Regions from separate parts of the Homo sapiens genome. Here region 2 is linked to region 1. The links are chromatin contacts, found by Hi-C in ENCODE. All regions are on one chromosome and are shown on one strand. The core of a region is the stretch at or near the end of the contact, and the rest is flanking DNA. Distances in the headings are between cores, read along the strand shown. Region 1 overlaps MGAT4A (alpha-1,3-mannosyl-glycoprotein 4-beta-N-acetylglucosaminyltransferase A). Region 2 holds the start of EIF5B (eukaryotic translation initiation factor 5B).

The links. A loop is a pair of places that touch in the nucleus more often than their neighbours do. Pooled maps may share reads with other maps.
Region 2: a pooled map shows a loop between it and region 1 (7-fold over the local background). The contact joins the promoter of EIF5B here to the enhancer-like site in region 1. A Hi-C loop is called at or near these places in 1 of 168 maps with a recorded cell type or tissue (chondrocyte), 2 of 37 single-sample maps with no recorded cell type and 11 of 50 pooled maps.

Annotation. Positions count from the first base shown.
Region 1 is chr2:98,657,446-98,663,516 of GRCh38, reverse strand. MGAT4A (alpha-1,3-mannosyl-glycoprotein 4-beta-N-acetylglucosaminyltransferase A) reads left to right here. Exons shown (of 16, transcript NM_012214.3): 5 at 338-471; 6 at 5,253-5,299. Among named protein-coding and RNA genes, the nearest start is that of UNC50, 52 kb to the right of the region's middle. Within about 2 kb of position 3,901, at least 3 of the 41 ENCODE cell types and tissues checked have a DNase peak (open chromatin) inside an H3K27ac peak, as active enhancers do.
Region 2 is chr2:99,333,895-99,339,965 of GRCh38, reverse strand. It overlaps EIF5B (eukaryotic translation initiation factor 5B), which reads right to left and starts at 2,577. Exons shown (of 24, transcript NM_015904.4): 1 at 2,377-2,577. The coding sequence starts at 2,411. It overlaps TXNDC9 (thioredoxin domain containing 9), which reads left to right and starts at 3,633. Exons shown (of 5, transcript NM_005783.4): 1 at 3,633-3,727. RefSeq lists enhancers at 1,695-2,194, 2,379-2,488, 2,195-2,696, 2,709-2,818, 2,839-2,918 and 5 more and a silencer at 2,149-2,308.

The DNA of each region.
Region 1 (6,071 bases), core at 2,652-5,151:
TAAGACATTAGTTTTTAAGATATGTTTAGTGTTTTTAAGTTTTAGTTGTAAAATACAGTTTGCTGTTTATACTTCGCAGCCATTCATTTTTTAGTGTGAAGTTTAATGTCTTTCATTTTTATCAGTTCTTTTTTTCTTATGGTTAAGCCATGTGAAAATGAATTACAGTATTACAGGTATGCCCTTGTATTCTTTATTTTTCTTCCTGAAACTTAATATATTTTGATCCATCAGTTATTCCTATCAATTTGAGAGGGTATAATACTTTTGAAATAGAAGTGTTTTTCTGTATTGTCCTTGTACAGTTTTTTAATATAATTACTATTTTTTTTTCCAGTTTCAATAGTCATGGGCATTCCCACAGTGAAGAGAGAAGTTAAATCTTACCTCATAGAAACTCTTCATTCCCTTATTGATAACCTGTATCCTGAAGAGAAGTTGGACTGTGTTATAGTAGTCTTCATAGGAGAGGTAATTATTTAATTGTTGTTATGTTTTTACCAAATATAGCCTATAAGAGTTGAAACTCTAATTGAATATTTGAATATGCTTTTAAAAACGCTTTTTAAAAAATGTGATGAGTAAAGCTTAGGTAATATATTCTATCTGGTAGTTTAATGTAAATTGAACTCACTTCTGTCCTGCAATTACAAACCAGGAATAGTAATATTTGTTGTCAATAGGATGTTACACCCGTAGATCTTTAAGAACGTGTGCCTATTTCTAGCTCTAAGACTTAAATTTGGAGATTTGCACTGATGATCTTTGGGAGTCCTGAAACCTGAAAAAGGTTTAGGCTCAGCTGGGGTTTTATCATTCTTTTATTCTCTCCATCCCTTCTCTGTACTCCTAAGAAATCATGTGAATGAGAAATACCACACTTCTTGTATTTTAGTCTCCTCAAAAGATTTAGAGAAAGAATAAATCTTGAGCAAGTTCTTTTTAAATCATGAGGAATAAGACCCTAGAGTAAATATTTTCTTAATTATTGTATAGAATTTCAGAATGGGAAAGGATTTAGGACATGGTCTAGTTCTGGCCCACTAATTCCTAACTTTTTAGAGTTCCCCATGTCTTTTTAAATGAAAATGGTCTTGATGATTTCCTTATTAGAGAAGTAAACAAATGCATACTGTTCAAAACAATTACATAAATATATAATGAAAAATTACCTGTTACTCCTCTACATAAATATAACTATTTCAAATTATATGTTAAGACTTTTTGTTCTGAAATAATTTTAGATTTACAGAAAGTTGCAGAAATTATAGAGGGTATCTCCTTCACTCAGCTTGCTCTGATGTTAACAACATATGTAGCCATATTATAGTTATCAAAACCAGGAAATTAACACTGATATAATACTCAACCAAACTACAGACTTTATTTGAGTTTCCTGTTTTTCCGCCTGGGTTCGCCTTTCTGTTCCAGCATGCACTATGGAACACCACATTGCAGTTAGCGGTTCTCATGCCTTAGCTTCCTCCTGTCCATGTTTGTGTCTTTCATGAACTTGGACATTTTTGATGGGCACTGGTCAGTTATTTTGTAAAATGTCTCAGTTTGGATTTATCTGATATTTTCTCATGATTATATTTTGACTATGCATTTTTGGCAAGAATAATATGACTTGCCTTTTTAAAAAGGATCCTGCTGTCTGCTTTGGTAAGGGCAAAAGAAAGGAGACTACTTAGAAAGCTGTTGCCATAATCGAGGTGAGGCTTGGACTGGGAGACTGTTCATGGAGGTGATCAGAGATGGGTAAATTATGAACATGTTTTTAACTAAATGGGTTCTAATAAAAAATGAGAACCATTGCTATAGCATCAACATGCTATTAAGGACAAAGCTCCAATTAATGAACTTAAAATAGCCCTTTTAATGTTTTCTGTTTAGTTTTGTACATTTGAATAGAAATATGTATCAAATTTAGGCTTAAATGTCAAGTCTTCAGAGAGATTTTCTCTGAATGTAATGTTTAAGTAGGCCATCTCTGTTTTTCCTCTATTATTGCATTCTATTTTTATAACACAATATTCAGTTATATATACACATACATATGTGTACATATTTTTGTTTGTTTGCTTATGAACTGCTTCTCTCACCAGTTTTAAGTTCTACAAACAGAGATCTTCTTTATTTACCAACCTATACTCAGAGCTTGATAATATGGATACAGTGGATCCATGTATGTATCCAGTATGGATACAGTGTATATATCCATCCGTTTCTTTTCTCCACATTCTTCCTAATACTTGTTATCTTTTGTCTTTTTGACAGTTAGCCATCCTGACAGATGTGATGATATCTGATTGTGGTTTTAATTTGCATTTCCCTAATGATTAGCAGTGTTGAGGATTTTTCGTATATCTGTTGGCCATTTGTATGTCATCTTTTGGGAAATGTCTGTTCAGGTCCTTTGCCTATTTTTTCAGTGTTTTTTCTTACTCTTGAGCTGTTTGAGTTCCTTATATATTTTGGATATTAACTGTTTATCAGATGTGCAGCATGCAGATATTTTCTCCTAACCCATAGGTTGTCAGGCATGCTGTTAATTATTTCCTTTGCCATGTAGAAGAGTTTTAGTTAGATGTGATCCTATTTGTCTATTTTTGTTCTTGTTGCCTGAGCTTTTGGGGTCATATCCAAAAAACCATTGCCCAGGCCAATGTCGTGTAGTTTTTCCCTTATGTTTTCTTCTGGTAGTTTTAGAGTCTTCTTTTGTTTTCAATCCATTTTGAGTTTATTTGTATATTTCACGTGAGTTGAAGTTCCACTTTCATTCATCTGTATGTGGATATCCAGTTTTCTCAGCACCATTTACTAAAGAAACTTTTTTCATTGAGTGTTCTTGGCACCTTTGCTGAAAATCAATTGACCATACATACATGAGTTCATTTCTAGGCTCTATATTCTGTTCCATTGGCCAGTGTGTCTGTTTTTTAAAAATCAATACCATACTGTTTACATTATTATAGCTTCATAGTATAGTTTGAAATAATAAAGTGTGTTGCCTCCAGCTTTATTGTTTTTCCTCATGATTACCTTGGCTATTTGTTGTGTGTGTGTGTGTGTGTGTGTGTGTGTGTGTGTGTGTGCGCGTGCGTGTGTGTGTGTGTGTGTGGTTATATATGAATTTTAGGATTTTTTTCCCATTTCTGAGAAAAATGTCATTAAATTTTTTGATAGGGATTACATTGAATCTGTAGATCACTTTGGGTAATATGGACATTTAAATGATATTAATTCTTCCAATCCATGAGCAAAGATATCTATTTATTTGTGTGTTCTTCAAATTATTTCATCAACATTTTATAATTTTTGGTGTCTAGTTCTTTCACTTCCTTGGTTAAATTTTTTCCTAAGTATTTTTTTGGTAGCTATTTTAAATGGGATTGTTCTCTTGATTTCTTTTTCAGATAGTTCATTGTTAGTATGTAGAAATGCTACCGATGTTTGTATATTGTTTTCCAGAAAGCCTGTTATAAAAACTTTTTATAATTTGATGGTTTTGCAATTTCCAGGATTAAGCTATACCTTTTTTGTTTGTTTTTCTCAAGTATTAAGTGCTTTGACAGTCTTTATAACATAGATTATATTTTATATATCATTGAGTCTTTTAACAATTGAGCATTTTTATAAGTTATCGCTGTATTTAAAATTGATAGGTAGGTGTATTAGTCCATTTTTATGCTGCTGATAAAGACATACCCAAGACTGGGTAATTTATAAAGAAAAATGGACTCACAGTTCCACATGGCTGGAAAGGCCTCACAATCATGGCAGAAGGCGAAAGGCATGTCTTACATGGCAACAGACAAGAGAGAAAATGAGAATCAAGTGAAAGGGGGAAACCCCTTATAAAACCATGAGATCTTATAAGCCTTATTCACTATCACAAGAACAGTATGGGGGAAACTGCCCCCATGATTCAGTTATCTCCACAGGGTCCCTCCCAGAACACATGGGAATTATGGGAGCTACAATTCGAGATGAGACTTGGGTGGGGACACGCCAAACCATATCAATAGGGCTCTGGCTGGCTCAAAAATGTGGCTATGGCCCTGTAACCCAGCCTGCCATGTCCCTGGCCTGGTTGTCCCTTGGGCTTCCTGGGGTCCTTGAAGGGGCAAGGATCTGGAGTTAGGAGGAGGATGATGTCTGGACACACACACCGGAGAAATAATGCTCATAATTATTTACATTTGCCCATCACCTGTGCTCCACCCTGTTTGTCAGTCCTTACAGCTAGCCTAGAAAGTGGTTTCACTTTGACCCAATTTCACGGTCTTTGACATAGCATCAGAGACAGACTCCGTTTACCTCTTAGAGGAGAAAAGCTAATGATGTTTATCTCTGTTAGACCCCTGGGAGCCAGAGCCCTGGAACAAGCCAATTCTTACTGTTGAACGTCACCTCTTCCAGGCATCCTCTTCTGATGCTTCTACCCTCCATGCTGGGTTAGATCTGAACTTGGTTGAAAATGTCTGTTTAAAACATGCCTGCCATGCTTAGACTTGTTCACTGCAGTGCAGCCTGGCCTAGAGTAGGCATTCAGTAAATGTTTGTGAAATGTGAATATGTGATTCATTAAATCAATAAAGAAAATAAAGAAAAATTAATAAGAAGTATTAGAATTTTGACTTGTTCATAATTTAAAAATATGCAGATCTGATAAATGTTTATTTCTAACTGATTGAAGTGCTCTTGATTCAGTTCTCAGTGTCAGTGTAATATTAATATGGTGTAATAATAGCAGTTTTTTATTACATAGTTTTATCATTTAATCTCATAATCTGTAAGGTATTTCCTTTTTTTCATAGAATAGGTTGAAACTCAGAGAAATGACTTTAGAGTATGCAGTTCAGTAGCTACAGAGGCAAACCTTGAACCTAGGTTTTATGATTCCAAGTAGAAAAATCTTTCTTCATATCGTGCAGCATCTGTCACTAATGCTATTCACAATAGTTTGGATGTTTTGATAGAAGTAGTTTTTGTGTTCAGTTTTCCTAGTGAATGCAACACAGACAATTAAAATAATAAAAACTTCAATATCTGCTTATTAGCAAGTGCTCAGTGACATTCAGTAGTACAATAGAACAATACAGAAATGCAAATTTAATAAATTGTCTAAAAATTTAATGTATGGTTTTAATGAATGTTTTTATCATTCATTTAATTTCGAGTTCAGTATTAACAGTTAAATAAAAATATAAAAACTTGAATATAGATACATTTTTTTTCTTTCCCAGACAGATATTGATTATGTACATGGTGTTGTAGCCAACCTGGAGAAAGAGTAAGTTCTTCTTAATTATAAACATACAAATATTTTGGTTACTATTATCTCTTGGGTTTCTTGCTAAAAGAAAATGCCTTCCTTGATAGTTCATTTCTCTGTGGAGTTCATTGTTTATTAGATCACCTCTGATTGGTATTTGATATTGTCCCAAAGTAGGTGCATATATATCTAGTTATGTGATGGGATAAATTGGTTTATTTCATTATAGAAAAGACTTGAATGTCCTATGTATGTAACACTATTAAATAACAGTCTTTAATCTTGAAGACAGTGAATACAGAGAGAGTCATATGAGATTAAATCTTTCACACTGTATTTACCAGGCAAAATCTTCCTGCTCTCAGGGTAGATATTTAACGTAGTAATTTCAGACCTCAATTTTAAGCTATGTCTTAATCTGTTGTATTCTGCAAAGATTGAGTAGCAGTTTACTATGAGCGAGGCACATGGTAGGTAACAGAGGGAAAGCTTAGTAAGTTTCAGATATTATTTTTTATAATATTGCCTTAATAGTTTCAATAGCGTAATAAAATTAGTCTTGCTATGAATTTCTTCATTAAATTGTATCTGTTTTTTGTCCCTAAAAGATATACCTTCTACTTAAAAAGAAAAGACAAAAAAGAAGCAACAATTATTTGCTAACCCTACATTTAAAATAATGTGGCTCCTTGTCTATCAAAATGTTAAAATTGAATATTTAAAAACATTATAGTTCAGGATTAAATTGTTATTTGTTTGGTTTTCCTGAAGTGCTGAGTTTCTTGGAAGT
Region 2 (6,071 bases), core at 1,328-3,827, 680 kb before region 1:
CTTCAACATGAGCCAAAAACAAACAAACCAAAACAACAACAACAACAACAACAAAACACAGATTAGGTTGAGAGGGGGAAAAAACAGCATTTCTTCTACACAACCAAACCAATCATTTAACAACAGGGTCTAGTGTGCAATTTAAACTTTACAGCATCCCTGAAAATCTTTATAAATCAATGAGACACTCACTTTTCCCTAAAAAGACACAGACAAGAATAAACATCTTGTCTCCCAATGGCTTTTTTCTATTGTGAAAGAGCCTGGAAAGTAAAAAGTGTAAGTAGGGAAACATATAAGCCGGATCGCGCCTGTAGTCCTAGCTACTAGGGAGGCTGAGGTGGGAGGATCACTGGCCAGGAGTTCAAGACCTGACTGGGCAACATAGTGAGACTGCCCCTCCATCTCCAAAAAACAAAACAAAACAAAAACACATATATATGTAATTTTAATCTAAAGAACACATTTGTGTAATCCTAAACCAAACGAACGAATTGAAAAAAAAACTGTAATAAGACAATCAGGGAAATCAGCAAACTGACTGAATATTTGCTAATGTTTAAGAATCACTATTAATATTTCTTACAGATATACTTGGTGGATTTACAGATGAAAAGCTAATGAGATTTGCTTTAAAATATCTAGTAGGTGGGGGCCAGGGGCGATGGATCACGCCTGTAATCCCAGCACTTTGGGAGGCCGAGGCGGGCGGATCACCTGAGGTCGGGAGTTCGAGACCAGCCTGACCAACATGGAGTAACCCCGTCTCTACTAAAAATACACAACTAGCCGGATGTGGTGGTGCATGCCTGTAATCCTAGCTACTCGGAGGCTGAGGCAGGAGAATCGCTTGAACCAGGGAGGTGGAGGTTGCAGTGAGCCGAGATCGCGCCATTGCCCTAAGTTTCTTGTTGTCTGGGCAACAAGAGGGAAACTCCGTCTCAAAAAAAAAAAAAAAATGTATATATATATTTGTGTATATATTTGTATATATATATATTTATATATATGTGTGTATATATATTTGTATATATATATATATACACACACTTCTAGTAGGTGGGATGAAACCAAGCAGGTCATGTGCTAACAATGGTTGAAGGCAGGTAATTAATACATAAAGGCTCATTATACTCAGTTCTCTATTTTCTAGAGACAGCTGAACATTAGCAAGGAAAAAAGTACCCTATACATCAAAAATTCCTGTCAAAAGTACAGAAATTTGTGTTCCCCTACATCACCCATAATCCTTATTTTCTCATTCATCTGGTTTAACAATAATTCAATTCTCCAAACCAATTAACTTCCTCCAATAGACCTAAAACTGAAATACAAGACTATCTTTGTTGTCTTTTAATTCTACTCATAAGCTAGTCAAACGCTAGGTGAGAAAACGATCCAGGCTTCCAATTTATAATTAGTAAACTTATTTTAACTTCAAGACAACATATCTGTTTTGAGTCAGACTGATGAACTAGCACTAGTTTTTTTAATTTACCTTACTCTCCGCCTCGTATTTAAGTTTGGTGGGTAGTGTACGAACGTGTAATGTAACAGATGTTGTTCACTCCCAGGAAGTCAACTCTTTCCATCATGAGTAACAGAACTCAATCGAATGTGACACACAGAAATGTCTCAAAAATCTCTAGGTAAGTAACTCGCATATACCCTTATCCTCCCTCCCCAAAGCATTGCAGGTGGTTAGAAAGGAGCGACCTCGGTTGGTTGGTTTCTTCTTCTTCCCTTCCTTTCTTAGGGGAAGGCTAGAGAGCAAAGAAACGACAAAAAAAAACAGGCCGGAAGAAGGAAAGCGAAAAGCATGAGGGCTGGACAATCAGCCCTTAAATAAACGAAAACTGTATCCAAATCAGATTAAGTTGAGAGACAGCGAACTGCTAAACACCTCCCCATAACTCTAACGTACCTGAAACCGCGAGTAGAGAAACCCGGCCGTACATCACATTCAAGCTCCCTTCCCTCCCAAAGTACTCACAGGTATAAGAGGCATAAAAAGAACTTCCCCACCCTCGCCAAGAGTAGCGCGGAAAAAAACTCACACTGGCCTGGGCCACGCTGGCGAAGCCGCCTGACCCTCCCCGCGCGACCAGGAACCCTCAAATGACTACCCCGCTCCTCAGGCCGGGGAAGGGGTGCCGGGGGAGCGAGGCTCGACTGGGAGGACCCGCCCGCCGTCGAGGCCCTACGTGCCCACCCGGCCCGGGGGCTTGGGCCCGCTCCGCACACTCTGGGCCCAGGCCTGGTACCCCGCGAAGCTCATCGCGAGCCCAGACCCCGGTCCGACGCCGCGCCCGGCGAGACCCGCACACTCCACTGAGCCACGGCGGCCGCCGCCGTACGGACCCAACCCCTATCTACCTGTCTTCGCTCTTGTTTTTCTGTTTCTTCCCCATTGCTTGTCAATGGCGCTCGTGGCCCCAGCCCCTCTATTCGGTCTCTCACAGACCCACTGTCTCCCGGCTGACTTTGGTCTCCGCTCAGCTCTTTTCCCCTCGTGCTGCCGCCGCTCGCACCCGGCTCTCCACAGACCCGCGCACTGGAACAGGACACATATGGTGTGAGTTCTCAGTGCGCAAGCGCATCGCCCAGCCGCCTCGGCGTGAGGACGCAGGGCGCGGCTCATCGAGAGCTGCGCTTCGGGTAGAGCGTCTCCGGTTGACCGGCCGACCAGGCAGCAGCCCGAGCGCCCCCTGCCCTCAAGCGTCCGCCACGAGCCGACACCCGCGGGTTTTCCACGTTCTAGAACCCGGAGGTGGACAATGAAGCTGTCAATTTCGCCACCTCACCCCTCTCCCAACGGGGAACGCACGCTTCGGTTCAGGAGTGGGCTTTGGGCTTCCCTTTATATCTTTGTATTCTCAGCCGCACGAAGTTCAGTAAAGAACCACAACGAACCAATAGAGTCCTCTGGGGGTTTGCGAGAGAGATAAATTCAGGACAAAATAGGGACCTCTCAGTAACATCCATGCATTATGCATTATGTACAGTCACTGAATAAAACAGAACAGGACACAGCCGATCAATTCCCTAACATAGGTCTTCAGCTTCACCCTCAAAGCGAGGGCGAGTTCTAAAAATTCCTGTGTTTCGAAGAGTCAAGAGGGGACCTACAGGGGTGGTGGAAAATGTTCTATATCTGGATCTGGCCGGTGATATTTTGGGTTTTAACTATGCAAAAGTTAATTGTGCTGTATATGTTTATGCCTCGACTTTAGGAAAAATGTTAACAAAAGAAAACAAAAAAAAGAAAAATGTTCATTCAACACTAACAGAATGGAAACGCAGTTCAAGCGTCACGGCTGAGCGAGAGCACAGCTGTCTCATTTCCAGTCTGGCGCACTGGACCGTGAATACTGAAGCACGCTCCTGAGAAAGTCCGGCCACGACAGCCTGCGCACTAAGAAACTGCAACTCCCACAATGCTTTGCGGCCTTCCAGTTCGGCCGTGTACCCGGAGGAAAGCAAGGGTCGGACACCTTGGGTTCCGGGCTGCTGGGCGGGAGGCGCACGCGCAGAACTGTTCGCCACCCGACCGCCCGCCCCTTCCTCTGGCGTCCAAGGTGATATCGCGCGAGGTTCGCAGCCAATAAGGAGGCGGATGTGACGGCCCGTTTGCAGCCGCCGGCAGCTACTGCAAGGCAAAAGCCGGAGTGGACGTGTCTTTTGAAACTGCTGCTCTTTCACTTCTCAGGCGTCACCGAGAGCTCAGGTGAGGCAGAGGGTAGTGAGAAGAATCCGACCACCACGTCCGGGTGCTGGTGAACATTCTGCTGCTCCACATCCGGAGCGGAGGAGGGGCGCGGCCCCAGCACCGGTGTCGGTGTCCTGGCAGAGGCTCTTGCGCAAGCGCACCAGGAGGCGTCGAAGTTGGGGCCACCGGGACTGTGCTTTCCTCTGTTTCCCCGGGCGCAGGGAGTGGCCGGCTTGCCATTGGGGAGGTACCTGGGGTTCAGTTAAGGACCAGGCCCCTTGATTGTTTTGGCGGATACCTGTAAGGGTGTCCAGGAAATGACTAGGGAATTTGAGGACGCGCTGTGTCCCGTCCCACCCTTCCAGCGGAGCTGTAAAAAGGAAGAATCAGAGGCTGTGGTTTGAAAAATGAAAAGCTAACGAGGGGTTGCATCGTCTCTTTACCCCATTCTCAATGCTCTGACCACCAACACCTACACCCAGAATAGCTCTTCTTAATCTCGTCTTTTTCCAGTTATCCCATAATTAAATTCTGGGCTCATTCTATAAAGTTCCAGGGTAGGCATTCTCTGTGCTTATCCCTGGAGCACAGCTTCCAACGTTCAATTCAGTATCTTATTATCTTCTCCTTCCAGCCCCCTCACTGAGGGTCACAGTCCTACTGACATTTTTCTTGGGCGATAGGGAGCGTGGAAATCTTTGCTGTGTTTGAAATACAGCACCTTTCCAATTTTATAGCACTCACGAGGAGCTTACAATTTGGTTTTTTAGACTCAAATACTTTTGAAACTTAACAGTGTAGTAATTTGAACAGAAGTCAGGCACGTGTTCATTCAACGTTAAATACATGTTTATTGAGTACCTGCTGTGTTCTATGGAGATACAAAGATGAAATCAAGTATGCTTTTCAAATCCTTTTCCTGTAAAGAAAAAGGAATCAGAATTGAAGTTTGCAAGAATATTTCTCTTCAGCTCAACGTTTATAGAGGGCCTGTGTGGGTCAGAATCTGTGTCAGAAGCTGAGTGAATGAATTCACAGTTTGTTGTGAAGTTTGGGGTGCTTCAGTATTATTTGCAAATGTATCATAGTTCATTGATATGCAACAGCCTCCTGCTTTGATAGGCAAATTATAAATCATTTCTGCAGTAATAACCCTGAGATACACATAAACTTGCCCTCTAATTGTTGGTATAAAATTTCTCGTACAAAATACTCCATTTCTTTTAAAAGAAGTAAAATTTTGGCCGGGCGCGGCTGGCTCACGCCTGTAATCTCAGCACTTTGGGAGGCCGAGGCGGGCGGATCACGAGGTCAGGAGATCGTAGCCATCCTGGCTAACACGGTGAAACCCCGTCTGTACTAAAAATACAAAAAGAAATTAGCCGGGCGTGGTGGCGGGCGCCTGTAGTCCCGGCTACTCGGGAGGCTGAGGCAGGAGAATGGCGTGAACCCAGGAGGCGGAGCTAGCAGTGAGCGGAGATGCGCCACTGCACTCCAGCCTGGGCGACAGAGCGAGACTCCGTCTCAAAAAAAAAAGTAAAATTTTGTACTAATTGCTAGTACAAAATACTCCATTTCTTTTAAAATATATAGTCATGTGCCACATAAGGACATTTCAGTTTTATGAGATTGTAATACTGTATTTATCGTACCTTTTCTATGTTTAGATACACAAATGCCATTATGTTACAGTTGTCTGCAGTATTCAGTACAGTAACATGCTGTACAGATTTGTAGCCTAGGAGTAATAGGCTGTATGGCATAGCCTAGGTGTGTAGCAGGCTGTACCATCTGGGTTTGTGTAAATAGTCTATAATGTTTGAAACAATATCAAAATCACCTAATGATGCATTTCTCAGAATGTATTCTCATTGTTTTGTGGGTTTTTGGTTTTTGGTTTTTGAGACAGGGTCTGGCTCTGTTGCCCAGGGTGGGGTGCAAGTGGTGCGTTCTCAGCCCACTGCAACCTCTGCCTCCTGGGCTCAAGGTATCCTCCTCCCACTTCAGCCTCCCTAGTAGCGGGGACTACAGGCACACACCACCGGGCCTGGCCAATTTTTCTATTTTTAGTAGAGACAGGGTTCCATCATGTTTCCCAGGCTGGTCTCAAACATCTGAACTCAAGTGATCTGCCCACCTTGGCCTCCCAAAGTGCTGGGATTACAGGCGTGAGCCATAGCACCCAGCCTAGAATATATTCCCATTGTTAAGTGATGCATGACTAATTGAGATAGGTCTTCCTTTCTAATCTGAATTAGTTCTATTTTGAAACTCTGATTTTACACAGAGGAGTGATGTTGGAAAAAAACCCAAAATTTAGAAAAGTATTTGGAGTGTTTTACATCAAAGTTAACACTGTCAG